Linked DNA regions of Homo sapiens: all the other regions are linked to region 7. Evidence: chromatin loops called from intact Hi-C (ENCODE). Cell type or tissue: IMR-90. All regions are shown on one strand. Region 1 holds the start of PDE7B (phosphodiesterase 7B). Region 2 overlaps PDE7B (phosphodiesterase 7B). Region 3 overlaps PDE7B (phosphodiesterase 7B). Region 4 overlaps AHI1-DT (AHI1 divergent transcript). Region 5 overlaps PDE7B (phosphodiesterase 7B). Region 6 overlaps AHI1-DT (AHI1 divergent transcript). Region 7 has its middle 24 kb from the start of MTFR2.

Evidence for each region. Hi-C counts contacts between places; a loop is a spot of excess contacts. Peaks named below come from ENCODE experiments on the same cell type or tissue, not always from the same donor. Only the 100,000 strongest peaks of a DNase experiment are listed, where the experiment ranks them.
Region 1: it touches region 7 in a loop (4-fold over the local background); 4 of 110 quality-filtered maps call a loop at or near these places.
Region 2: it touches region 7 in a loop (2.5-fold over the local background); 20 of 110 quality-filtered maps call a loop at or near these places.
Region 3: it touches region 7 in a loop (3-fold over the local background); 60 of 110 quality-filtered maps call a loop at or near these places.
Region 4: a loop joins it to region 7, with 8 times the contacts of the local background. A loop is called at or near these places in 95 of 110 quality-filtered maps.
Region 5: a loop joins it to region 7, with 4 times the contacts of the local background. A loop is called at or near these places in 3 of 110 quality-filtered maps.
Region 6: it touches region 7 in a loop (14-fold over the local background); 33 of 110 quality-filtered maps call a loop at or near these places.

The regions. Positions count from the first base shown.
Region 1 is chr6:135,849,456-135,853,455 of GRCh38, reverse strand. It overlaps PDE7B (phosphodiesterase 7B), which reads right to left and starts at 1,755. Exons shown (of 13, transcript NM_018945.4): 1 at 1,437-1,755. The coding sequence starts at 1,457. RefSeq lists a silencer at 1,731-1,968. In IMR-90, no CTCF peak of the experiment used is centred here; a DNase peak (open chromatin) is centred at 1,845; H3K4me3 peaks cover 2,010 bases; H3K27ac peaks cover 2,074 bases.
Region 2 is chr6:135,907,624-135,911,623 of GRCh38, reverse strand. All of the region lies in intron 1 of PDE7B (phosphodiesterase 7B), which reads right to left. Among named protein-coding and RNA genes, the nearest start is that of PDE7B, 58 kb to the right of the region's middle. In IMR-90, a CTCF peak has its summit at 1,663 (motif pointing right); no DNase peak of the experiment used is centred here; H3K27ac peaks cover 363 bases.
Region 3 is chr6:136,036,623-136,040,622 of GRCh38, reverse strand. All of the region lies in intron 2 of PDE7B (phosphodiesterase 7B), which reads right to left. Among named protein-coding and RNA genes, the nearest start is that of PDE7B-AS1, 34 kb to the left of the region's middle. RefSeq lists enhancers at 1,818-2,318, 2,319-2,819. In IMR-90, a CTCF peak has its summit at 2,238 (motif pointing left); a DNase peak (open chromatin) is centred at 2,592; H3K4me3 peaks cover 3,229 bases; H3K27ac peaks cover 3,585 bases.
Region 4 is chr6:135,534,500-135,538,499 of GRCh38, reverse strand. The region is part of intron 2 of AHI1-DT (AHI1 divergent transcript); the gene reads right to left. Among named protein-coding and RNA genes, the nearest start is that of AHI1-DT, 39 kb to the right of the region's middle. In IMR-90, a CTCF peak has its summit at 2,393 (motif pointing left); DNase peaks (open chromatin) are centred at 619 and 2,239; H3K27ac peaks cover 1,111 bases.
Region 5 is chr6:136,013,289-136,017,288 of GRCh38, reverse strand. The region is part of intron 2 of PDE7B (phosphodiesterase 7B); the gene reads right to left. Among named protein-coding and RNA genes, the nearest start is that of PDE7B-AS1, 58 kb to the left of the region's middle. In IMR-90, no CTCF peak of the experiment used is centred here; a DNase peak (open chromatin) is centred at 2,088; H3K27ac peaks cover 3,496 bases.
Region 6 is chr6:135,673,650-135,677,649 of GRCh38, reverse strand. The region is part of intron 4 of AHI1-DT (AHI1 divergent transcript); the gene reads right to left. Among named protein-coding and RNA genes, the nearest start is that of LINC02524, 41 kb to the right of the region's middle. In IMR-90, a CTCF peak has its summit at 1,577; a DNase peak (open chromatin) is centred at 3,599; H3K27ac peaks cover 579 bases.
Region 7 is chr6:136,224,494-136,228,493 of GRCh38, reverse strand. No RefSeq gene overlaps it. Among named protein-coding and RNA genes, the nearest start is that of MTFR2, 24 kb to the left of the region's middle. In IMR-90, a CTCF peak has its summit at 2,081 (motif pointing right); DNase peaks (open chromatin) are centred at 1,253 and 2,163; H3K27ac peaks cover 441 bases.

The DNA of each region.
Region 1 (4,000 bases), 380 kb after region 7:
AATGGAGGAGCTGCAGTTATGCGTTTGCAACACACAAAGTCCTTGTTTTCCCACTAGGCGCTGCAGAAAAGCAATTGTCCATTCACGGCACATCCTCTGCATTTCAGAGCTAATATTTTTGCAGTTCTTAACTTAGTACATTCCAGTCTTATGCAGTTAATTTTTTTAACCCTTTGAAATACACCTCATGTTTGAAATCGTGCTTAATATTACTGCTAACATGACCCAGTTTTAAAGCTTTCAGGTTCTCAATGTTGAGAATAGAAACTTTAAGAAAATCGGTTAGAAATTTTGGAACAGGGTAAGGATTTCAAATAATCCTGTCTTATTTGCTATTGCATAACTTTGAGAAGGGTAATAGGGAAATCCATGGTAACCATATATTACTTAAATTGCTGTTACAAAAACCGACTCTTTGGATAGGAATGATTTTTAGCAGGGATCCTCCTTAAGACATAATAATGTGCCACTGAAAACAACATTAGCCCTGTATTGAATTGCCAATCTTCCTGCAGCATTTAGTGTGTTTACTGTATATGAATGCCTATGCCTGTCTCTGGTGCAAAGAGGTTTACTCTTATTGCAATAGTCACTCTGGCTAGAGCACATGAAGAACAGAATTTTTAAATGATTAATTAGTCCCCAGGCTCAATCACTTAAGCCCCTAATTGAATATCTGACTCCATTTTCAACTATTGTAGGAAAAGATAATTAGCAAATTTGCAGTGGTAATAAAGAAGTTTTACTTTCCTTTATAAATAATAATATCTAAATTTCTGGTCATGTAACTTAGTACTTGCATCTCTCCTGGACTTCTGAATCCAAAACATTTTTTGAAAAATGCAACAAGGTGATGAAGGATTTTTCTTCAGAGCTCATTTTTTGGACATCTTCTATTGATTTTTTTCTACCTTCAGTCTCACTATCAGCTTCTTCCCTTCTTGCCACTAATTTCTTCATCTTGAAGTCTGCTATCAACCAACATGAAAAACTCAAGAAAAAAACTAATTTCCTTCTTCCCTGTTCCACAAACCTTACCAATCCCTTTACCAGCATTTTCCTATCCTGTCCCACCAAAAATGAAAATTACCCAACTCCAAGATTTATGTTGGAGAAAAAAAATATTGCATTCTTTATTTTTTTTTTTAAAGACCACCTCAGTGTGGGCTCAAAGTGCAGTGAAAATGCCGGAGTCTCATTACACTGGTTGGAATGAAACCCTGCTGCCCTTAAACGGTTAATTCAGGGTAAGTGATAATGTTTAGTCAGTTCGCCTAGAAAAAGGAAGGAAATTCAAAAGCTGGTTGCTGTAGTAACAATCACAGACAAAAAACATATATATGTACAGGTTCATTTTAAATAAAAATCCTGCCATCTCTCTGTGACTCTATTCTCTCAAGAAAACTGAGCTTGCCGCTTAAATTTGTTGTACATACCTCAACCATTAAACAAGACATTTAACCATAGTGGCAGTTCTGTGACCTTTGAATGCCGTGAAATCTCTGAGCGGTGCTGCTTGTTCATGAAGACTTGTGCTGCAGAATCCAGCAACTTCATCCAGGATTAGGAATATAATTAAGTAACAAAAAAAAAAAAAGAAAAAAAAGGAAAAGAAATAAAGAAACACAAAAGCACACAAGGAGATCGAGAAAGAAGGAAGGTAGAAAGAGAGACTCTCCCTGGGTGAGTAACACCACTTTTCTCCCAGACAAGTGCTGGGACAGAGCCGAGCCTGCTGCAGTGCCCAGACCAACTGACTGGCTGGGTGAGCAGCCGCCGGCCTGCTAGGCTGGGAGGTGCTGTCAGTTGCCACAGGCAAGGAAAAGCAGAGACCAATCGGCTTCAACTCTGGCAGCTTACTGGAGTGGAGCCTTTTCTGTTTATGTTTCCTCATTTCAAGAGTGACGTCAAAGGGTTTAGTTTTTCCTCTGCATGTGCTATTAATTTTAAAGTACTGTACTATGGGAAGAATGTGTGTGTGCCTGTGGTCAGCCTGGGCACCCCACTCTCAGGAGAGCCCAAGAAACATTTTCTATATTCGGGAATACATTTAAAGAATTTAAAATACCTTGTGGTGAGGTGTATAAAAACAAAAGCAAAACAAAACAAAAATTAAATATAAAACCCTGAGCTAAATCATAGCAGCAAGATGTAGATTTTTTCCATCTGTGAGTGTATGTGCTCCATGCTCACTTGGCAGCTGTTGCTTATTTTTTTTTACCTAATTCATTTTTACTCTTACCTAAAAATGAGTTGTTAATTAAACTTGATAGCCATAGAGGCAGAATCGTACAAATGCACTGGTGAACAAAATGATGTGCAATGAAACATAGAACTCCTGTGTCAGTTTGTGCCATGGGTCCCTGCGTTTCCTCCAGCTTCCGTGGTGAAGCCTCAGGCTTGTTCCTGCCAGGGAGATGCCTCCTGATGCCAGCAGGAGTCATTCAAGAAGCAAGGCTATGGTGATGCCATGCAGGTGTGCCTGGGGCCTCAGCTTGTTCTTTCCCAAAGAGTATGAAGGTCCAGTTATTTAGGGATACTTCCTTTACCAGGGACCCCAGCTTATCCCTGGGTTACACTTCCCACTCTGGAAAAATCCCCATAGTTGCCATCTGTTGTTTCTGCCTCCCCCACATCCTCCTCCTTTTCCCCATCCCCATCCTAAATTCTGCTAACAGACCTTTTTTGGGTGGGCGGTGGGCGGAACTTTCCTTCCTCTATCTTCTATGGATTGCATGGACTTTGCCCCCAGCCCCATTCCCACGACAGAGCCACAAGGGGGCATGGGACCCACAGGGGCCAATCAGATTTCTCCATTGCTCCGAGGCAGACTATGTTTTAGGGGTGGGCGCAACACTAAAGAATGTCCACATTCCTTTTTCAAATACTAATATTGTTTCTTTGAGAAAGAAAGTATTTATGTATCCCTAAGAGCCTAGGCGCTAGGATTAAGCATCCCTGTAGTTGTTGGGGTTTATCTTTGGTGTTGAAGCTACAATAGTGAACAAAACAGATGGTTCTTTGCCCCCATGGAGTCTACATTTTGGAGAAGCAGGGAAATTGTCAAAGAAAAATAAGTAAACGTATAATGTCAGTTGGCAATGAGGGCTTCAAAATAAGGTAAGGAGAATGAGGTGTGTGTGTACACGTGCATGTGTGTGTGTGTGGTGTGTGTGCTATTTTAGGAAAGATGATCAGGGCAGCCCTCTGATAAAGCAACTTGGAGCGGAGGCCCGAATGATGGGACATAGCAGGTACTGTGTGCCTCTACCTTCCATGCAGATGAAGCCATGGAAAGGTCCCACAACACATGAGTGCTTGGCAGAGCCAAGGAACAGGAAGGGAAATAGAGTGGCTGGAAGAGAATGAGCAAAGGGAAGAAATAAGTTTCAGAAGGTATGTCTGGGACAAGATCAGGACATGTCTTACAGGCCATGCACACGACTTAGATTTTATTCCAAGGTGAAAACCTACCTATCAGAGTGTTTTGAACTGAGGAATGTCTATGATTCGACACGAATTCTGAAGAGATTTCTCTCTTTTCTCTGTGGAAGATAGACTCCTAGGGAGCAAGAGTAGAAGCAGAGAGACCAATAAATGAGGCCACTGTGCTAACCTAAGTGAGAGCACATCATGGCTCGGACTTGGGTGAGAGCAGTGGAGAAGGTGGGAGGGCCAGATTTTGGAAGGGGGCCTGTGTATTTGCAGAGAGCGTTGGCAGTATTTGAAGATGAGAGGTGTGAGAAAAAGAGAGGAATCAAGAGTAATTTCCAGGTTCCTGGCTTGGGCAAACTGGACTAGAGTTGCCATTTACTGACATGGGGAAGACTGGGAGAAGAGCCTGGTTTTGAGGTGAAATAAATAACAGTTCTGGACCTTCACTGAACAGCAACAGATATTTGATTGTGTACTCTGTACCAGGCACTGTTCTAGGTGCTGGGGAGAATGCAGTGAAAACATATAACACACATACACACCCTCCAACACGTAATTCTTTGAC
Region 2 (4,000 bases), 320 kb after region 7:
AAAACACATAGATAGCATGGTGAAAAATCATATTCAAACACAGACTTAGGAAACTGACATAATAAAACAGCAGAATGTTTCTGGGTCAACTCAAGGATTTGCATCTAAAGTCTACCATAAACTTTTGTAAATTGTTTATATCACGTTGGTTTAAAAGTTTGTTCAAAGATGGACAAACTATTTGTTGAGTGTTGAGAAAATCCTATCCTTGGTTATAGAAAAAGAGGACTTCAGTTTCCCCTGGGGAGAAGAAATATATGATGTGTGGTGGCCAAGGTCATCCAGTTGGTCACTGAAGAAAATTCACCAACCATCCAAAATAAGGGCAGTTAGGGTTTGCTTATATTTTTCCCTGAACAGCTGTGGGTGTGGAGATTTAATGGATCACCTAGAATTTTCCTGCCACAGCTAATGATTCATAGGGACAGCTTATGAGTTAATTAGAGCTCTCCCAGCCTTCTTGTAAATAAAGACTATGTTTAATGAGATGTTCATTGTAATTACTGAATCCCTTTTTATAGCCAAATGTTTTTGCTTTTTAATTCTTACATTTTAAATATTTTTCCTCCTGTGAAAGATTTATGTACACAGGGTAGAGCCTTGTGTTATCAACTGCATAATTACTGCCCCACCAATCTGTTTTTTAAACTCCTTCTTAGTCATGCTTCTGAGACCAGAATGTAGGTTAATCATGCAGAATGATGGTCAGATATTTTCTAAGAATATGGGGTTACTCTTGGGGAAATTTTCATTAATATTCTCATAAAATAATCTCCTTGGCTGTGTCGAGATAATGCAATAAAAAAAGTTTAAAAATTGCCAGGGGTTAGATGCGGGGGCAGGGGGTGGTGAAGGTAGTGGGTGGAGCCGGGGTTGTGGGAGGGATGAGTGGCTGGAACACAGAAGATTTTTAGGGCAGTGAAAATACTCCATATGGCACTATAAAGAAGGATTGATATCATTATACATTTTTCCAAACTCATAGAATGTACAACACCAAAAGTGAACCCTAAGGGACTCTATGGACTTAGGATGATAATGATGTGTCATTGTAGATGCATCAACTGTAGCAAACTTTGGTGGGGGATGTGGATAATGGAGGAGGCTATGCCTGTGTGGGGGCAAGTGGCTTATGGGGAATATATCTTCCTCCAAATTTTGCTGTGAACCTAAAACTTCTGTAAAAAAGAAAGTCTTTAAAAGTGAAAAACAAAACAAAACAAAAAACAAACAATTAGTGAGTAGTTACTTGTATAACCTCGGTGTTACTGACAGTTCTAAAGTGCTGACTGTGATACTGGCTTCTAGAGGAGTGGGACCTGTGGATACCAAGATTGTCCCAACACCATCTAAGCACAGATATTGGTAAGTGAGGAGTTGGATCCCCCTTGGATGTTGTAGTGGGTAAGCTTTGAGGTTCATACTCTTTGAGTTTCACACCCTCCCTGGTGAACTTAGCTGTGTTCACAAATGACTGTATATTGGTAACAGCTATATCGCATGTCAGACATCATTCCTAAATTTCAAACTCATATTTCAAGTGTCCTTATTGGATATCCTCACCTATTCCCACAGACACTACAAAAGCAATACACCTGTCAGGATTTTAGGTAGCAAGCAACAGGAACAGTCTCTTGCAAATGTAAGCAGTAGAGGGCGCCATTACAAGACTAGCTGGCTCATAGTGCTGGAGAATTAGATGTGAGCTCTTCAGCCTAGAGCTAGTCCCAAGATCACACCTGCGTTTGCCGAGGATCCGAGTCTACGGCTGCTGACCTTGCAATGCTGTACCTTGCACTTTTGTCTCCACCAGCACTGGGCTCTGGGCCCCACCCTATCACCAGGCCACTTTTGCGTAGACACTTTGATCTTCCCGCAGCAACTCCAGAAAGCAGTTAAAAATTCTACTTGGTGAAATATAAAATAAAATTAAAAATATAAAAATAACATATATGATTATTATGAACTATCATACAAAGAGAATATTTATTTATTTATTTATTATTTATTTATTTGTGGAGACAGGGTCTCATTCTGTGGCCCAGGCTGGAGTGCAGTGGCATGATCTCGGCTCACTGCAACCTCCACATTCCCAGTTCAAGCAATTCTCGTGCCTCAGCCTCTGGAGAAGCTGGGATTATAGGCGCACACCACCACTCCCAGCTAATTTTTGTAGTTTTGGAGTTTCGCCACATTGGCCAGGCTGGTCTCAAACTCTTGGCCTCAAGTGATACGTCCACCTCGGCCTCCCATAGTGCTGGGATTATAGGAAGAATATATAACTATTAATGCACAATTTAAAGAATGATCAGAGAGTACCCATGTTCCCATCTTCAGGGCACGAAAGAAGATATGACAGCACCACACCTCTGAGATCCCTTCTGTTTCTCTACACACTCGCATTCCTCTTCATCTATCCAGAGGAAATGACCACTCCGAATTTTTTTTTCTTTTTAAAATTTCACAGTAATTTAACAACAATTTTACATGCCCCACAACAATTCAAAACACAAAGTCATTTATATTAAAAGTTAAGGAACATAACTGAATTCTCAAATATTGTCATAACTAACATAAGATCCAAAGTTCACTTTGATAACTTAATGCTTTAACTAACAAAATCCACTTATCTTGATCATGCATAGATTAGTTTATAATAATTGAAAAAGGCAAATATTTCTAGGTACTGGAGATACCAGGTAAACTTGTGGTAAATTCTCTGTGATTTCGTTCATACTATAACAGACTTTTCTACTTGATGCTGGTGTTTTTTTGACCATTCAGAAATTTATCTTATTCTCTTTCTTTTCTTTCTCACTAGACCCACCTACATAGGTATTCCCCAAGCAGCATATTATTGTATGTTGCCTGAACTTTTTGCAAATGGGAACAAATTGGATACTTGTGCTTCCTTCTTTCAAACTTAGATTTTCAAGTTTCCTCCATTTTGAGATATAGCTCTATTTTATTCATTTTGCCTGTGGTATTGTACTCTAATGTGTGAATATAATACAATGTACTTATCCTTTCCCCTCTTGGTAGACATTTCAGTTGCTTCCAGTGTTTCATTTTTGTTTTTTTTAACATATTCTTATAAATATTTTTATACAGATACATGTAAATGTTTCTTTAGGTAAATATCTAGGAGTAAACTTACTGAATTGTAAAATAGGTGATGACAATAGTTTCTAAGGAAATTGGACCAATTTACACTCCTAAAAGCAGATGATAGGCCGGGTGCGGTGTCTCACGCCTGTAATCCCAGCTCTTTAGGAGGCCAAAGTGGGAGGATCACCTGAGGTTGGGATACGAGACCAGCCTGACCGATATGGAGAAACCCCGGTCTCTCCTAAAAAAAAAATACAAAATTAGTCGGGCGTGGTGGCACATGCCTGTAATCCCAGCAGCTCAGGAGGTTGAGGCAGGAGAATTGCTTGAACCCAGGAGGTGTAGGTTGCAGTGAGCCAAGATCACACCACTGCAGTTCAGCCTGGGCGACAAGAGCAAAACTCCGTCTCAAGAAAAAAAAAAAAAAGCAGTTGACAAACCTTCTTGTTTCTTCATAATACTCCACAAAATATTATCTAACTTTCAAATTTCTGCCAATTTGGTAAATATGAAATAATATCTCCTAAGAACTTAATTTTGCATTCCTGAGATTTTCAGTTACAGCATCTTCCCAAATGTTTAGGGGCCATCTTCTATTTCCTTTGATATGACATGTCTTTTCAATCTTTTGCCCATTTCCTCCCTATAGGAGGAATGAATATCTTCTTTATAACAAGTCTATCCAAGAGCAGGATATATCTGTCTTTATTAAGGTTTTCTTCAAAGTTTTTCAAAACTGTTTATTCAATAAGTTTTATAATTTTATCTATAAGAGTATTACATGTATTTTTAGGAATATTATTCTGTACTTTATATCCTTGTACTAAGCTGTAAATGTAAATTAAAATTACATTGTCTAACTACTTTTTCTAGGCATATAGAAACAGTTAAT
Region 3 (4,000 bases), 190 kb after region 7:
AAACAGCTTAAATCACCACTTTCTAAAAACAAACAAAAAAATGCCAGAAGTTTTGAAATAGTCTGTAAGTGTTCCTGAGGGCCCCATTGTTGTGCTGCTGTGGTGAAAATGATGCAGCTGAAGACACCTGATGCTCAGAGGAAATGCAGCATCAGGAATAGGATGAGTAAGGAAGAAGGTAAGAGACAGTTTGGAAAGTGAAGCCACTCATCTTTGGGGTTGCATCCTATGACCTGCTGCTGCATAGATGGATGATGATGAAAAGGTTTTATGCCCATTCCAGTAAGGATGAGCCCTCATCTCCCTGAGAGTGAGGAGGCACAGGAGGAAGAACAGGAGGCAAACACACATCCTTTGGAAAGGTGTTATAAAGCCTGTCTCCACACAGGCAGGCAACCTCAACAGCAGACCAGGGTGCAGCTTCCCTGGGAATCCAAGTGGCTTCAGAGACAGTTTCCACTGAATGTGAGGCAGTGGTAGAGAGGTATAGTAAGACTCAACAAGCTCTGCTTCATCATGTCCAGAAAAGTGTGCCTTTTAAGTAATAAGAAGCTACAGGAGTTCTGCTTTTTCTCCAGAGTATTGCTTTTTCAGGAATTAGATGTTCACTAATATAGAACATAAATAATAATGTACACCTATCTCCACAGACATGCTAACAACTATTGAATTAGATAGTTTTATCAAAGGGTGCAGTTTGTAATATGAATTTTAATCATTTAATTGACTGAAACAAACCTAAAGTGCTAAGAGTTGAAGTGTCAGAGTAAAATTTTCTGCCCAGGTGGGTTTTTCCATTTTTCTTACCCTACTCACATGCAACACTGGTTTAGCGTTACCTCATTTCATCTGACCAAGACCCATCTCCCTGGGCATCCTTCTCCCAATTGCCACATAAACCTCAGTTTTATTCGTTTCCCTCACTTTCCTATGTACTCAAGGACTCATTGTTTACTGGAGACCAACCCTGTTTTTTTCTCCCTTTTAAATCTTTTCTTTTCCCAGAGTATTAACTTCTTAATAATATTCTTTACAGATTATTAAGTCATAACTTAAAAAAAGTTCCTGGCATAAATCATTAAAATCAAAACTAGCCAGATTTTTATTTCCTACTCTGTTTCCACGAGAAAGGGAGAGGTAATTTTTGATGTATCTTTTCCATCTACCCCATCCCTCACCGCCAATGGCACGCCAGGATTCCACTGCATAGGCCTAGCCAAGACTTCAGATGCATAAACACACACTCATGTTCTTTCTTCTGAAGTGAACCCACCACTTTCCAAATATCTAGCAACATATTCCTCAAAGAAAGAGAGTGCCCTGTAGTCAGCTGTGGCTTTCTTAGTTTACGAAGCCCCTTGGGATCCTTCCCAGGCATGCTGGGTGTCTTGGTGGTGGTTGTATCCACTGTCAGAAACACAGTGAAGTTCTCCACAACCGTCCCAAACACAGCACATTCTTATGACAAGACAAAGTCCCTGGGAATCATTATTTCCACATTTGTGAGTGAGTTGATATCAATAAAGGTGTTTATATTGCTGACATTTGCCAAAGGGGAAACCAAGTCAAGAAAGTTTACCAACTTGCCCAGGACATAAAAAGCTTGCATGCCAAACTCAGTGCTGGGAACATAATACATGCTGTAAATGGCATAGTTAAAAATTGGAAAATGTATTTTACTTTATAGAAAGAATGATAAAAAGCCACCCAAGGAGAATATTCTCCTAGGGATATCTCTAACTTGTTGACAAGAAATGTTAGAGTCAGGATGGCCATTAAAGAGCATCCAATTCCACCCCCTCCTTGGTGGGGACTGAAACTCAGGAAATTTGGCTTGTGCAAGCCCAAAGGGCAAGCATTTGTCAAGCTGAGTCCAGGACCCAGGTTTCTTGATTTCCAGTCAAATGCTCCTCCTACTAAATCACTCTTAATTTCAAGATGCATTTCTATCATACAGCAGACATTTGGAAGTCACAGCCCTCAGACCTGATGCTACACAGTTCATTTTCCTCCCTATGGCTTGGACTCTACAAAGAAAGGGAGTTAGTTATCAGACTTGGTCCTGTGACCTATTACACCCCATGGTCAATTTACCTGGAAAGCTGCGGAGAGCATCTTCATTGTCCAGAATGCCTCTCTGTTTGGTCGCCTGCAGCTCACTTTTGGATTTCCAAACCAGCTTTACCATCCTGATCATCTCTGGCAAGTCCCAGGGCAGCGGCCCCTGCTGGCACCCCGGCCGGCTTCCCGGGGAGGAGGGCAGCACACCTTCTGGGCCTGTCCACCTCCTGCCTAGCTCTGCTGGGTGGAAATATCGCTCTAGCACAGGCATTCTGTCTTGTGCCCCAGAAGAGGAGGTAGTGGTGGTGGTGGTGCTGCTGCTGCTGCTGCTGTTGCTGCTGCTGCTGTTTCTGCTTCTGCTGCTGCTGCTGCTGCTACCACAGGGGAAATTCTTCCCAGGCAGGGAAAAGCGAACCCCCGTAAGATCCTCTCCAGCTTCGGAAAGACAAGCCTCCTCCAGCCTGGCACAACCTCCCTGTCTCTTCAGGCCCTCCACAAACACTGCCGACGAGAGCGATTCACTTCCCTAGGTTTCTCTCTGGTGAGAAACTGTTACTGTACTCCTTCCTTAGAGATAGAATGCATTTTTTTTCCCCTCCTCTCTCTGGCACTGAGTTCACAGCACTTAATTAATCCCAGGCTACAGCTGGAACGACAGCAGGGAGAAAAAAAAAAGCCATCGAGGTTCTAGCATTTGCTTTTCCTCTTCTTTCTTCTGATTTATTTGTTCTCAATTCTCTTTTGGTGCTTGTCAAAGTTTGTTGACTCTTAGCTCTTTGTCGGCTTAGCTCTTAAGGACTTCAGGCAAAGAAGCGGGGCTTCCCCTTTGCTAACCTCACAGAGGGGCTCCCCCCTTGCTGGAGGCCAGTTATCTGGAGGTGTCAGGTGAGGAGTCACCCCTGTGGTACAGGCTCAGGCCTGCAAGCCCCAAGGAGTTCTCAAAAAAACAGAGGAAGCTGAGAGTCTGCAGAGCCAATCTGCAGCTGCTTCTCTCTGGAGGGCCTGATGGGGGTTGGGGGGCACCTTGCCCAGTCACCAAGACCAGTGCTGGGATGGGCTTGGTTGATCCTCAGTGCCTCAGTTTGATCACTCTCGCTCCTTCTCCACATCCCTCCCCCTTGTGTCATTTGGTTCTCGGCAAACCTATCTGGGTTATGACCTATTAGTCAAATCCCTTCATAACCTCAGCTGCCCTTCAGCTGGAAGGGAAATAACATTGAATCACATTCCACAGTTAACTCCGAAAGATGCGAATTCGGGAAGCATCAAGATCCTCATGCGTATGGGCAGTGGCCTGCATAGCCTGGATATGTGGCTCAGGCTCATTCAAAACCCATTTTCAAAGGAACAAGCATTTTAAAGGATGTTCACAGGGGACATAAATGGCAATGAAAGAAAGAAAAGAATGTTAACAATTCACCTTCTGGAGGGAGAGCACTGTTGATTTATTATGTGGGCCACTGACTACTGTGTCCCCGACCTGAGAGTGGTTGAATCGAGGGCAACATCAACTGTGGGCCATGCCTCTTGTTCCTAGTCTCAGAGATGGAGGCGCTAACCCTGAAAGTAAGAACCAATTCAACAAAAGGCGATGCCCCCTGTAGCTTATGTGAAAGGCCTTGGACAGAAACGAAAGTAGGGTAGTTTTGTATTTGGCACTTTTGCCAGCAAATTGGGTTTGTAGGAACAATTTGAACTTGCACATTCAAGTGAATAGCCCCTGTTTTCTTGGAGAACATTGTAACAATCCCATCTTCCTCTCTTCACGTCTCCACATTGCAAAGTGCTTTATTTTGCTTGGCATGCCATTTTGCTGGTGTATAATCTGTTGCTTCTGCTCTACATTCCTTTCAAGGCTGGTTTATCACACAATTATTTGATATTTCTTCATGGGAGAGAGGAGGAAACTTGGGGAAGAGGAGAAAGATCGTTGTAGAGT
Region 4 (4,000 bases), 690 kb after region 7:
CAAGAAAATAAGAAATGAGAATCATCCTTCCAATGGTAAATATTTACCTCAGTGACATTAAATATACATCCCACTGCACTGTTTCTAGCCCTTCTTGCACATACCACAATTTTTTTTCTAATACTGAATTATAAGGTAACATTTAAAGCATTTTAAATGGCAATTCACTCAACTCATGCATTATCAACAGTGCACATACCTCAATGAAGGGAAGACAAGATCAACAGCTATGACCAAGTTTGCACCCACACAAACCAAGACTGCTTATGACAGCAGCCTAGACATGGCATTTGCAAGATACCATCAATTGTAAGATGCAACCTGATTTCCAAGAGGTAAGACAGCTGGGGGTGGGGGTGCTATGCATGCCTTAGTACTGATGCAATACTGTAGTTGTCTGTGTTCTTATCTCTTTTCTTCAACTGTATTGTGAGTTACCTGAGTGCATGGACTAGAAAAGCCTTTGTCCTAAATACAGAACACAGTGTCAGGCACAAGGTAAGTATGTGGGTTGCAAATGCCAGCTTAATACTCTTCTGACAATGTAGTTTCAGCTGGACTAAAAGTCGGTGACTCACACTTATTCATAACCCATACATATTTGAAATGTTCTCTGGTTGTGCCTACCCAGGGCTTAATGTGAGTAAACGGGAAAACCAATGTGCCTTGTCAGCTAACACAAGCCCAGAGTAGTGGAGTAGGTGGTGGTGGTATTTTAAAAAGACTCATTGTATGATTCTTTGAGATTCTGATTACTATCATTTGCCTTTTGATGCATTGTGACTGGTCTATTCCTACCCTCCTGGCTAGCCTGTTTCATTTTTCCTTCTTTATTGCGATATGGCTCAAGTCAAGTAGAAATTCATTATCTGTATATTATTATTCATTTGGGCCTTCAAGTTCATGAGCATCTCTGATAAAAAGTATATGAGTCTCCTACCTCCAAAAAGACATGAGGAAAGAATTATGTTAGCATTTTACAAAAGCACTTCATGAAATAGTGTGTTCATTAACATAGAGGTTGTAAATATAAAAAATTATTGCTGAGGAAATAATGCAAAAATCTCAGTAACTGTAAACAACTAAATTTTAATTATCTGATATTTAACTCCCAAATCGTAACAGGACAGCTATTCAAATAAGAAAAGCCCTCCACTTAAAGTTATCTCATTAAAATAGAAATGGGCTTTTATAGTCCAAAAGCATAAGAATTTAAGGAAAGTCATTACATTTTAGGACTAGAAGGGATGATTCCAAAATCATCTTGTATAAATCCTTCATGTTCATAGGGTTGAGATCTTTCCAGGTTTTTCCATCCGTATAATTAAAATGTTATTTATAATTTTAACACTCTATATTCATATGAAAACATAAAATTGTTCAAATGCTTGATTCACAATAACACTTCTCTCTTTATATATGATTAAATCACAATATTTTAAGTTAAATATTCCCCGTAGAGAAGGGAAGTGGAAAGATCATTAGAGAAGTCTTTGCCTATAACCTCTGCCCTATGTAATAGAACCTATTAAAAATGTAACATGTGACCCTTGCTAAGAAAATATATAGCCAATAATCTTACTAGTCAAGAATGCTAAAAGTGGCATTGTTTCTTCTGAGATTTGAGAGATGGAGAAATCAAGGTAAGATTCCCTTTTTATATTCAGGCAATATTTTTCTAAGGGGAAGAGAAAATTCTTCTAAGGATGGGCGAAAATATTCTCAAATTTTAAGCCGATTTTTCTCTAAAACACAATTTTAAATGTCTTGTTAAAAAATATTTATGTTTTCTGTGGAGAAAATAGAGATTGTTTCTAAAATATCAGCTTTGTTTTAAACCAAATTCTTTACAGGAATCTGCCTGCTTGAGTCTAAAAATCCTCCAAAGAAATAGATGTAGCAGCAATTTTCCATTAATGAGGGTACCTCTAGCATTTATTTATTAGATCTTCTCTAAGGAGATATTTACTGAGTGCAGGCCTCTTTTAGATGTCTATTCTATCATTCTGGTATGTGCAGAAAACTGGAATGTCAACCCAGGGCCTGAAAAGTGGTAATGTGCCTTTAAAGGGGTCTACATTACAGCTAAAAGAGTTTAGTTATTGAGGTCAGAAGGTGCCTGGTTGTATTTCCTTTTCAAGTATAAATTGTGGTAAGAAATGCTCTGAAGTTCACGTGATGGATTTGAGCAACCCTAGATGGCTACAAACTTCCATAAGTAAGCTGCCTTGCCCATGACTAAGCCCTAATTCTTGACTACCTTCATGTCAAGTTGGAACAGACTGGGAAATAGAAAACCGGGAAACAGAAAATTTTTTGCAATTCCTTTGCAGGAAGGAGAAAAAGTCAGAAAAATCACACATCAAAAAAACCGGAGCTTTAGCGACCTCTTGTGGGATAATTTACTAGCAGCCCATAATAAAACACTTGCAGATTGAAATCTGAGACAGGTTTTCATTGCAGGTGCAGTACTCCTCTGGTGGGCCTACTGAGAGCCAATGGATTGTTACAACCTAGAAATGCTTATACATACATACAGTTATCAATAAAGTGTTGGCCAGATGTGGTGGCTCATGCCTGCAATCGCAGCACTTTAGGAGGCAGAGGCGGGCAGATGGCTTGAGCTCAGAAGTTCAAGATCAGCCTGGGCAAGGTGAAACCCTGTCTCTACTAAAATACAAAAATTAGCACGGTATGGTGGCATACACCTGTAGTCCCAGCTACTTGGGAGGCTGAAGAAAGGGGATCACTTCATCCTGGGGGATAGAGGCTGCCGTGAGCTGTGATCCTGCCACTGCACTCAAGGCTTGGCGACAGTGAGACCTGGTCTCAAAAAATAAATAAATAAAAAATAAATAAAGCATTAATAGTTGCACTGGACTATATGTTCAAGAGAGCCTACCTATATAATAAACACACATCAGAAGTGATTTAAATGAAGAATTAAATATATTAAGACATTTAGAGCCTTTTATCCATAGGATAAGAAGGAACCTTCCAACCACTCATCATATATTTAATGGTCCTCTGCAAGGAATCGAATCACAGGGGAATTTGGGAAGAAATTATGGATTAATCCTACCTAAACTACAGGCATAATGTAAGTGACTCAATAAATGACTTAATGGAAAATAAAAAAAAATCATCTTCATACTTAATAGTTAACATTAATATTGTTAGAGCTATAATGAATAATAAATTGGGACATCTTCTAGCTAGATTCCTAATATATTTACGGTTAATAGGATGAAGAACAAGGGCAGAATTTTTGGCCAAATGGACCAGGGTCCTCGCCACAGTGGTTTAGTGGTTGATGAGTCTACATACCTCAAGAATGACAACTGACTGAGGAGATAAAGTCATTGTGTCATACTTGGAAAAATATTTGAATAAATACTAGAGGAAAAAATAGGGCTGTATTTCACTATCAGATGAGAGGTAAAGTAGTGAGAAGATAATTGAATTATAGCATCAAGCAATCAGATCTACGGTTATAGTGGTTTAAGCATAGTCACTTGGACTTTCATAATGGACATTTCCTCAGAATGTCTTTACTTTCCATATACTCTGGAAGATCATTTTTCATAATTCCAAAGACATGTTCCTCTCAACAGTGTTTTCTTAATAAACAAATTTGTCTGTAATTCTTGTTTAGGAAATCTAATATATAACTAAAGTTCAGATAATTAATTCATTCCTCTTTGTTATTTTTTCTCCTTGAAATCCAGTTATGTAATCAGTCTCATGATTGTGAGTGTATTAGGCTAAAATCCGAAATTTGAGTATTTTAGGAGATAGGCAAATAGACATAAAGGCAATTGAATACACATTGCAAGGCTACAAACCAGGTTATCTAATAATATAGCTCTGTAGATAAATTTTCTTTTGCTTATAGTTGATTCTAAAGTAGATTATTTAAGAGATTGTGCCTTGATTGTAAGTCATAAAATAATATTTTCTGTGTTATAAGAATGGGAAGCTAGGGTCTGGTAATAAATTA
Region 5 (4,000 bases), 210 kb after region 7:
TTTCAATAGAAGAGGTGTTTTATTTAAGTGATTCTTCTCTTTCACTAATACTTCCTATTTAAGTTACTGAACTTAAAAAATAATATTTGGATGAAATTTCTAGTTCTATGAATGTGTAATATACTCCTGTTTAATAATCTAAATGACCTTATGATGATATCAATTACTGTACTTCAAGGACTATTTGAGGGTTTCAGGCTATTTGCTGCTATGCTAAATGGCTCCAGGCTACTACGGCTTTCAAAGCTTTTGTGTCAGCATTTGGCAGGTTTTCAGGTCACTTCTACTGTTTTCAAGGCAATTGACTGTAGCAACTGTCCCTACCTTCAATTCAACTGCTTTGAATCTTCCAGAAGCTGCAAAGGCAGATAACCAAGCTGGTTAACAGTGTCTTTGACTGCATTATTCTTGTAAATAAATAGGCTTAGAGTTAATTTCTAAACATAGCTGAGAAATTAAATTAGGTGTATCTAAGAGAATTTCCCTTAGAATGTGCAGATGAGTAGAACAGCCATTTTTTTTTTCTCCCAGAAGTCCTTCTGCCTTTCCAGTTCTGTTGCAGGTGGTTGAACTTGTCCGAGGCCTGCCCACCCCATACTTAGGGAGAGGTGTGGCATGCTGCAGCAGTGAGACCAGGAGCTCCGGAGCAGATCTCAGCTGGAATTCTGGCTCCGTCATAGTCCTGCTGTGCAACATTGGGCTAGTTACTTTGCCTCCCAAGACTTAGTTTTGACAACTGGAAAATGAGAATGAAAATAAAACCTCTCCAGAGTTGTAGCGAGGATAAAGTGAGGTGTGTGATACAACAATAGCTAATATTTATCGAGCGCTTATTAGGTGCCAGGTACGTAGTTAGCACTCATATAAACATTAGGTCCTTCAGACGTACCTGGCTTTGTGCCCTTACTAGTTGAACTTCACACAATCAGTCTGCTGAAGTCCACACACAATATTCAAATGCCATAGAAAAGAAGGTAGAAGAGAATGAATCAGAAAGAACCTACCATGTACAGATACTAGGTTGGACATTTTCCTTGTATCATCTAATCATCTCAGCAATGCTTCGAAATAGGACCTATTATCCTTATTGCACAGATGAGAAAAATAAAGACCCAGATAGGTTGTTTTTATACTTTCCTACGTATTAGAGGGAGCCGTGAGATGAATAGAACAAATTTAGCACAATTGAGAAACTCAATCCTGTAAGAGTAAATTATAACACTAACATTAACAATCTAGTTAATTCCTTGTTTAGTAAATCATCAAAGAAGTTTTTCTTTTATAGAGTTAAAATAATGAAGTGAAAAACATCATCTTTTCCATACATTAAAAATAAAGATATCAAATTCATTTTATTCTGTTTGACATAGATGTTCTCGTAGATCCTTGCATGAGTTAAAGGCTAAATTACTTTTTTTCAATCATAATACATACTGAGGCTTGTTTTTGCTGCCAAAACTGTTCTTTGGTTTAGAAAATTTCCCCTAGGTCATTTAGAAGTATTCCCAGAAAAGATGAAAATGCCAAAAACCTGGTCAAATTTTTTTTCAAGTATTGCACCAAGAATGGAAGGAATCCGGGAATCAAGAATGTATATTTATCTGGTTGCAAGGAGAAGAGGGGTTATCTGAATGCCAGCGACTCAGTGTTTGTCACTTTCATAGTTGACAATTTCCCCCTCGTTCTCTTGCTAACTTCATGTATTGTGTGGTCAATTTTCCAACCTTTCTCTTATTTTAAATATTACTTATTCTCAGGCGGAAAAGCCTCTTGAGAAAAATTTCTTTTTGGGCTCCACCTTTTCAAAGGAAAGTGCAAATTAGTTGTAGCAAATTTGTAATTCTATTTCCATCTTTAAAAAGAGATATTATTCAGGCATTGGTCTGCTCTGTCACCTTGAATCAGAAAATGGCTCCATCTGGTTTATTTAGTTTTTGATAGCTCACACTTCAAAGAAAGGCAAGGGTTATATCCGCTGACAATTGTGTAAGCCTGCGCAAGCAAAAATAAAATTCTCCCCCGACCCCCGCAGTGATCAGTATGTATATCCTGAAGCAGGAGAAAGCTGATGACGTCTGTTGTGGTTTGCTGACTCCCAGCAGGCTTCATTCTGCAGGCTTGACTCAGGAAAAAGAATCCCACCAGCTTCAAGTGAATTCTGCCCAAGTAAAGATTACTAATACAAATATCATGGAATTGGCTCTGGTGCTGCTTTTGGGCTTAAAATTCTGTGTGCGTGTCTGTGTGCTTGCACACGTACACGCACACGCATATATGTGTATTTTAACTTCAACATCGATATTCAACGTAATTTTTCAGAATTCCTTGCAGCTCTCATAGGGTATTTAAGCTTTCAGGCAAAGTTCTGGCAGCAGCTCCTCACATGCAATCGGCCAGACGTTCCACTGATATCTGTGTGGACTCTCCAAGGTCAGATTCAGTTCTGAATTGATGGAAAAATAACAGAGGGCCAATGTGTTTTACGCATTGTCATTTCAAAGAGATGAGGCTTTGAATAGAGGTACAAATCACCAATATTTCATTTTATGTGTAATTTTTACTCTACCTACTTTCAAAAGAACCCCAGTTCTGTTTCTACCCCGGCCTTGGTTATGCAACTGCTGTCTGCTTTGGCTGCCCCCTCTGCAATATAGGGATAATAATACTGCCACCTATGTCATGTCATAGAGGTGCTTTAAAACTAATGAATAGAGAACTACAGGAGCCTCTAGCTCTTTGAAATATAACCAGCTTACAGCTTGCAAGCTATTTTCAACAGGGCTAAAAGTTCACACACTAGATATGTTAATAGTTCTACAAAAACTTGCAAATAAGAGTGTGTTCATAAATTAAATAATTCAAATTAACTTTAAAATGAGTGGAATATATATCATGTGTATACATGCACACAGAAACAGGAAATGCATATAAATTGTTGAAATATTTGTTAAAAAATATCTTCATAGAAAAACTTAGAAAATTATATCACAAATACCCTGTACAAGTTAATATTGACAAAGATTATCACCTTAGTGGTATTGTGAGTGATTTTATTTTCATTGATATAGCTTTCCTCTATATTTCAAGTTTCCTAAAATGAACATGTCATTCTTGCAAAATTATGAAAATAATCTCAATAAATATCTTTTAAAAAACTAACTTGAAAGGGGGAAATTACTCAGGTAAAATTTAAATGGGGCTTTTAAGGAAAAATTCCTTTGAATTCTAAAAGAACAAGTTTGGGGTGAGACATAAATGAATTGGTCAAATTTAGTGCCAGTCCTAGAATACTTGGGTTTGAACTTAGTTTACAACAGGAAGAACCGCTCAGAGAAAACCTATCATTTAAGAAAATATTTAGTCCTTGCCCAGACCTAAAGTTTTCATATTTATCCACAAGTTTGTACAGTATGTCAGGAAGCAGTTACTTCTAGCCTTGTCTCTTCAATGTAGCACACTACTGTCAATAAATTTAATGCACACGAAAAGTACAAAAGGAAGATTCTGGCAGTCAAGTTAACCCTACTGCCCATTATTCCTGACATGCTGGATTGCTTCGAGTTCTTCTCATCTGCTGAAAGCCCTATCAACTCCAGGTTTTCTCATGTCCTGTTCCACCTTCCTGGAACACTCCTTCACCAGGCTAATTCCTACACGTATCTTAGGTATGAGTTTGCTCTTATGTTCCAGAAATCACATCTTGGTCCCCAAGGCCAAGTTCAACGGCCTCCCATGTGCTACTGTGGCCACCCCACATTCATTCCTAACAGCATGCTTATCTTGTCCACCACCTCTGGCCTGAAAGTCACTTGAGAGCGGAGATCCCTGTGCCTGGCACATAGTTTAGTGTGACACTTTGGATCAGGACTGCTGTGACTTCTCTCAGTTCCATAACTATTCCAGTCTACAGGATTTGGAAAGAAAGAGGAACACCTTTGTCTTGGCCATTGTCAGCATGCCTGTGTTTTTCTTCCACAAAAGAACTGGTGAAAAGAAGGAG
Region 6 (4,000 bases), 550 kb after region 7:
ACCAACATATTAGATAATTATACGAACATAGCTTGGCATTAGACAATCATACAATAAGTGTTAGCTATTTTTTTATTAATGTAATATCCATCCAATAGATATAAAAATCTGGCTGGAACTGAAAAAAAAATGCACTATGAGTTTCTACCAAGAAATTATGGGATTGGGGCAGGGAGCGGGAATGATATGCCCAAAGTACTTGAATTTCGAGTTAAATGTCATTCACATACACTTTTATGACTGGAAAGGATGTAACCTCACCTGAATTGTATTTTCTTTATAGACTCCGTTACTATAAAAAGACACCCCTTAAATTTCTACCAAATTACACATCTAGGACTCCTTAGAATGTATGTTTATTTTTAATTTGAAGGTGCCCTTGGGTGTTCCCATGTTCACAGGCAAAGCTAAAGACTTCAAAAGTGTTCAAGGATTGATTGGCTGGTTCAGTGTTGAAATGTAATTTGCATCCCATACCTTCCTAAACTCCCATGAACTGGAACTCAGAAACATTTCCCTGTGAAAGTAGCTCTCAGAAGTAGCTGTTTGTTTATTCATTTACTCAGGACCAAATACTAAGCAGACACCCACAAAAGTAGCTAATTTAGGAATCTCAGGAAACACATTTTCTAAGGTTGCATCTGTCATATTAATTTTATATTGCTTGACATAAAATCTTTCAGTTTTCCTTTAGTAATCTAGGATCTTATATGAAATCTCTCTGGCCTTATAAATTCATGAATCCTGAATAAAATGAGTAAGCAAAATTTAAACAAATCCTGTTTTCCTAGGTGCTTGGACCCTCGTAAATAAAGTCTAAAACATTTTAAATTACTCTATCCTAGTGTGTCTTTCTTTTCTGTTTTTCTTCCATTAGGAAGAATTTGTTGTGAGACCAGGTGAAGAAATTCAAGAAGCTTAAGAAATGGCCCCAAATTTCAAAGATTTTATAATTTCACAAGAAAACAAATAATAGCCATATAATAATTATAACAGAAAATGATTAAGTGTCAAATGGATGTCAAAGGAGTTCATAGAAGACCCTTCCTAGGGGTTAATTTGGTCCCTGGAGGAAAAAAGCATTACCTTCAGTGACTCCTCAAGTCCTGGAAGAATGAGTGAATTTGCAAAAGGCAGAGAGCATTTGGGAGATTATTCAAAATGGAGAGAACGAGAGAAATAAGAACTACATATTCAGACAGTCAAGAAATAACAGGATAAGATGGAATTGAACACAACATTTCCAGACATTTAGATATAGGGATTAAAAGCATTTTTTTACATATTAAATATATAGCAGAACACAAAAGCAAGAAAGGAAATCTCCAAATGCTAGAACATAGAGCCAACATGACAATGTATCTGGAACTAAGGGAGATTACAGGTCTCAAAGTCTGGGATTTTCATGGCTATTCAAGGCCAGAAGCTGGCCAGGAAAATATGTTTATAGAAGGAATAAGAACTGGGCTTCCTGTGCAGAATCAGAACCCTAGAAAGCACTGCACTAACCTTGAAGGAACCAGATCATCTCTGCCTGCATACCCAAGATAACTGCTGGAAATGAGCCAATAGCCCCACCATGTGGGTAAAATAGGAGTCTTCTAGAGATATAAGAACCCCAAGACTGAACAACAGGTGGGAGTAGGAATAGACTCAGAATTCCAGGCTGAAAAACTAACACAAAAAATAATTCAGAATCAGTGTGTCTTGAAGGTGCTGACAGGAACACCAGTGGAAACCACCCCAGGTGGTTATCCGGATCTCTAGAAAAGATACTTCCTTCTGAAGTAAACTCGTAAGCAAAATAAAACAGAATTTTAAAAAATAGGACACTTAGCATCATGAAAGACAGCTTACAGGACATGAGGAACCAACAAGAATAGAACAACATGAAAGAGAGCTGACAATAAGTATGTTTACAGTATTTAAAATATAAAGGAAGAAATGGCATCTGTAAAATAAAAACAGCAAGTTATGAAACAGGCTCTTAAAAGTCAAGTGTAAGTACAGTCATTAAATCTCTTTAGAAATCTAAGCAAATGGATTATACAAGACAAATCATGCTTGAAGATGAGTTAGAAGATGGAACAGAACATCTCTGTGACATGGAGGACAAAAATAAAGGAATGGAGGATATAAAACAGAAGTTAGGAATCATAAATGCTCTAGTATCTGCCTCAGAGAAATTCCAAAGACATAAATAAACAAACAGCAAATAAGCAATATGCTAAGATATAATGGTACAGACTTTTCCAAAAATCCGAAGGTACAAATCCTCTGATAGAAAGCATTCACCAAAGGCTAAGAAGAATAAATAGAAATATGAGGGGAAAAGGTTTAAATAAAGCAAAAAAAAATCTGTGAAAGATTAGTGTGTAATGTGGTTGAGAAAGTCAGTTGGGTCAGATTACAGAGGCTCTGGAAATCAGGCTAAGGAGTTTTGACTGTATCTTGTAGGAAGTGAACACCATGAACAAATGTGTAGTGGAGTTGCTGCAAAAAAAAAAAAATGTAATGCTGTAGGACATTTGAAACAGGAATAATGCAGTGGTGTTTTCCATGAAAGAAAGAATTTTTATCTAAATTATCGTTTTATATCTTTACTATACTTCATGTTTCATATTTTGTTTTAAATAGTCAAAAAGTATTTCCAAATACTCTGAAATGTTACTTTTAAGTATTATATTTATAAAGGCTGTGAAATTCTAAAGGTGTTAAAAAACAAAAAAATCAAAAATAATATAGACAAAAATCTTAAGGAGCCGTATAGTCTATATTCATAGACCAAAGCTTTTCAAATGAATAAAGCAGATAAAAAACCATTATTTTAATGATTTCCAGAAAGGAGGACACTCATTTCTTGTTTAACAACATGGTAGAGGGTCAAGTGCAGAGCCAAAGTCTGAGGAGATAGAGCTGATGAGCCAGTCCGTTTCCTGAAGGCAATTGCTGATTATCCAGTAGGGAGATAAACTAAATATCAATTAACACAAGACTGCGGGCAATGTGCTGTCAGAGGGGTACACATTCTTCATGACAGGAGCCCCAGAGGAGGACTTCTAACTAAACTACTGGAAGCTGGGGAGTCTTCTAAGATGTCATTATGCTGAAGCTGCAGCTGAGAAGTTGGATTCACTAAACCAAAGGCCTTCTATACCTTCAGCGCACTGCAGGCATGAGTTGTTGTTTATGGCTGAGGCACAAGGAACAAAAGGGGACATCCTGAAAAGGGGGCTGGAGAAAGGTAAGGGAAGGCCAAATCATGAAATGCTTTCTTGGGGCCATTCTTTAGAGTATAACTTTCTACAATTGGTGATAGGAAGTCAAAAATGCCCCAGAAGCCAACATCAGATTTGGATTTGTGTTCGAGAATGATCACTTTGGGAACCATGCGGAGGGTGGATGACAAAGGGACGAGATCAGAGGCAGCGAGACAGACCCCCAGGGAAGAAAAATACAACGATCCAAGCAGGAAATGATGAAAGCCTCAGCCTAAGGCTTTTTAACATTGGAGATGGAAAGGAAACTTTTTGTTTTTGTGGTGCAGAATTTTTTCTCCAATGAAATCTTATGTGAAACATTACAATATAAAACCAGTAACCGCAGAGCTGATGGAGGGAGAGGTGGAAGACGTGAGTCACTCTGCTCTGCACCAGCTCCTGGCATCCTGCAGCAGCCCCTGAGACCCCCCTAAGAAACACAGTTTGACAACCCCTGGACCAAAGAGATATATTTAAGATGTAGAATCAATGCTTCCACCCATTTTATTTAATAAACTCTTGTGGTGTCTAATAATCTGTAGTGTCAAGCTGTTCTTCGCTATCTAAAGTAAATCTCTGCCAAGAGTTCATAAGAAGGCTTGTCTTATTTCTTTGGATGTCAAACAAATATTGCACTCGATAAATCTCTCAGTGTGTCTCTAGCCTCTGCAAGCATACATCAAAACCCAGTTAATTATAGACTTGTGGAAGCTGACCTTCTGACCCTCCATTTCTTGAAT
Region 7 (4,000 bases):
TTCCTGGTTCATAGAAGGCCTAGCCATCTTCTTGCTGTGTCTTCACGTAGCTGAAGGGGTGAGAGAGCTCTCTGGGGTTTTTTACAAGGGCACTAATCGCAATCACGAGGACTCCGCCCTCTTGACCTAATCATCTCCCAAAAGCCTCACCTCCTAAATACGATCACCTTGGGAGTTAGGATTTCAACGTGTGAATTTTGGGGGAACAGAAACGTTCCATCCATTGGAATTAGGTTTGGGGAGAAACAGCCATTTACACGGAGGATAATTTAGGTGGTAGCAATCGGGAAACAGCATTTTAAACAGGTTTTGCCAGATATAAAGCACACTCTCTTCTCAGATTGGAGAGGCTAAGTATACAATGGATTTATTTTAAATTGATCCTCTTCCCCTCAAAAAAACCAACCAACCAAACAAAAACAAACAAAAAACCCCACAAAACCCGAACAGGTCAAGAAGAGTGACGTGTGAGATTTTATATCAGAAAAGGGCTGTTGATTTGGTTTCTCTGGCAAGCAGGCTCTGAGTAGAGATGAATGTGCAGGACATCTCTCTGGGCGTGTCCTCAGGATAATACTCAGGTGAGGGGGCAGCTGGGCTGTGATGCAATCTCAGCAGGGCCTCAGCAGAACCCCAGGGGCTCTGGAGTGGTCCCCCATCACTCTGGGAGTGCTGAGTCTCTACACTTTCTCGTTGACTAAGTACTGGGGGGCTTGACCTTGAACAAAGCAACCTTCTTGAGCTGAGGGCAGTTTTCAGAGAGGGTTGTCAGAGGACAACCTCTGTTGAGGACAGAACATGGTGGTGCATCACAGTCCACTACAGGGGACGCGGATTCTAAAATTGTGGCAGAGCCGGACATAATAGCTTTGCCTTAAGTTCCAGAGCCTGTCTTGCATTGCAGTTAGCTTGAGTAGTACAAATTGTCCGGAATTTCCAGTACCTACTGCCTTGTTATCCTTTGACCAGACTAGTTCTTATATTTACCTTGTGGGAAATGCTTGCTTTTAAAAAATTGATGGTGGGGTTGGGTAGGAAAGCCTTCCTGTCTCTAAAGATCTATTCCTGTCAGCTCCCGAAGTGTCTGTGCCTGTGGCCTTGCTCGTGGGTCATTCCACGGTGACTTCTGCAGCTGCATGGGGAAAACTAGGGCTGGGAAAACTATGGCTGGTTGATCACAGCTTTGCCCTTTCCTCTTCCTGGAAATTCCTGTGTTTACAAGGACTCAGAGCATGAAGCAGTGATCGCATCATGGAAATGCATCGGGAGAACTGAGTTATCACTTCTCTGGGCCTCAAACTCCTCAACTGTAAAATGAGGAGGCCAAACGGAATGTGCTCCAAAGTCCAATGTACAACACTAACATTCTATGATTTACTTCTTCCAGTGAAAAAAGACACAATCACAGCTCAGCTGGGTTGCAGTTTCAGTTTTCTGCACTCTGTGTCCAATTTGGACACAGTGGGGAAGTGGTCTGTAGGTCCCAGAGAACTTCTGTTCCACTGTATTTAAGAATAAGCTGTAATTGACCTTTTAGGTGATAAAGCTCTCACTTTGGTTTTTTGTTTTTTGTTTGTTTTTGAGAAGGAGTAGTAGTTCTGTTCCTAGTGCTTGCCATGGAGGTATATCAGCACTATGCAATGCAGGCTATTGTTATCTTCATTCTACAGATGAGGAGCTAGGCATAGAGAGAGACTATCTCCACCCCAGTAGATAACCCAGGTTCTCACAGCTGATTAAGTGGCAGAGCTGGAATTTTCATTTTTTATTTTTCCCCTGAACCTGAGCCATTCTTCTGCCTCAACCTTCCAAGAAGCTGGGACTACAGGTGCGTGCCACTGTGCTGGGCTTTAAGAGCTGGGATTTGAACCCAAGCAGATGGGTTTTCCAACCCATGTTTTAAGCTCCTAGTCAACAGTTCTCATCTTATACATTTGTTTATCTATTTATTTTAGATTTTGCTGTGTCCTAGAAAGAATTTAAGGCAGTTTACAAGGATATGTATAGCACGGCAAAATAATGGAACAGGAAACTGAAAGAGGAAAAAGCCGTCAGGCTGCAGTTCTCCATATTTACCACGAGAGGACAGTATAACACCGAGAGCGCCCAGGCTGGTGGCCCCCTGCTAACCTGTTACTACGTTCAGATGAAATTATAGAAATTACGGAAAAAGCGAGGTTAGATTTAGTATTAATTGCAAAAGTAGCTTACATTTAAGGACACTAAGGAATTATAATACAGCTATATCCTTGTCAGGCCTGAGATTATTCACGTCATCAGGCCGATTCAACTGTTTTCCCAGCAAATAACATATTTTGTGAAATTCAATGATGAAAGCCAGGGATAGTATTGCTTAATTGTTAAATTTCAACACTGCAGTGGGATTCTCACAGGTTCTTTAGGTTAAGTACAACTATCGATTTCACTGCTACAAAACAGCCCAAGGCTTATTTTGAAAGACATGATTATAGTTTCTGCTTTTATAACTGGTAAAGATTGGTAAATTAGAGTGGTGGAATGTTTATTAGGTATATCATAACTAATACATGCAAATAAGGGCTTCCAAAGATATTATATTCGTTTAAAAGATCGTTTAAAATACTCGTTAAAAGACAAATGCCAAGGCAAATTATGCCAGGATGGCGCTTTGCAGACCAGAAGGTGAGTACTGCTTCTCGAGCATGGGAGACCACATTTGAAGTGGGATGAAGTGGTGGTGGTGTCTGCTGGATCCCCAAGTGTCGTGGGGGGGGACCTGGTGAGAGGTAATTGAGTCATGGGGGTGGGGTTTTCCCGTGCTGTTCTTGTGACAGTGAGTAAGTCTCATGTGATCTGCTGGTTTTATAAAGGGCAGTTTCCCTGCACCTACTCTCTTGCCTGCCACCATATAAGACATGCCTTTGCTCCTCCTTTGGCTTCCACCATGATTGTGAGGCCTCCCCAGCCATGTGGAACTGTGAGTCCATTAAACCTCTTCTTTTTTAAAATTTAATCTAATTTTATTTATTTATTTATCTATTTTATTTTACTTTAAGTTCCGGGATATATGTGCAGAAAGTGCAGGTTTGTCACATAGGTATACGTGTGCCATGGTGGTTTGCTGCACCTATGGACCCATCCTTTAAGTTCCCTCTTCTTTTTCCCCATCCCGCAACGGGCCCTGGTGTGTGTTGTTCTCCTACCTGTGTCCATGTGCTCTCATTGCTCAATTCCCAGTTACGAGTGAGAATATGTGGTGTTTGGATTTCTGTTCCTGTGTTAGTTTGCTGAGGATGATGACTTCTAGCTTCTTCCAAGCTCCTGCAAATGACATGATCTTATTCCTTTTTATGGCTGCATAGTATTCCATCGTGTATATGGACCACATTTTCTTTATTCAGTCCATCATTGATGGGCATTTGGGTTGGTTCCATGACTTTGCTATTGTAAATAGTGCTGCAATAAACATACATGTGCATGTGTTTTCATAGTAGAATGATTTATATTCCTTTGGGTATATACTCAGTAATGAGATTGCTGAGTCAAATGGTATTTCTGGTTCTAGATCCTTGAGGAATCACTGTACTGTCTTCCACAATGGTTGAACTAATTTACATTCCCACCAACAGTGTAAAAGCATTCCTGTTTCTCCACAGCCTCGCCAGCATCTGTTTCTTGACTTTTTAATAATCACCATGCTGACTGGCGTGAGATTGTTATTTCATTGTGGTTTTGATTTGCATTTCTCTAATGATCAGTGATGTTGAGCTTTCTTTCATATGTTTGTTGGCTGTGTAAATGTCTTCTTTTGAGAAGTGTCTGTTCATATCCTTTGCCCACTTTTTGATGGGGTTGTTTGATTTTTTTCTTGTAAATTTGTTGAAGTTCCTTATAAATTCTGACTATTAGATCTTTGTCAGATGGGTAGATTGCAAAAATTTTCTCCCATTCTGTAGGTTGCCTGTTCACTCTGATGATAGTTTCTTTTGCTCTGCAGAAGCTCTTCAGTTTAATTAGAAAC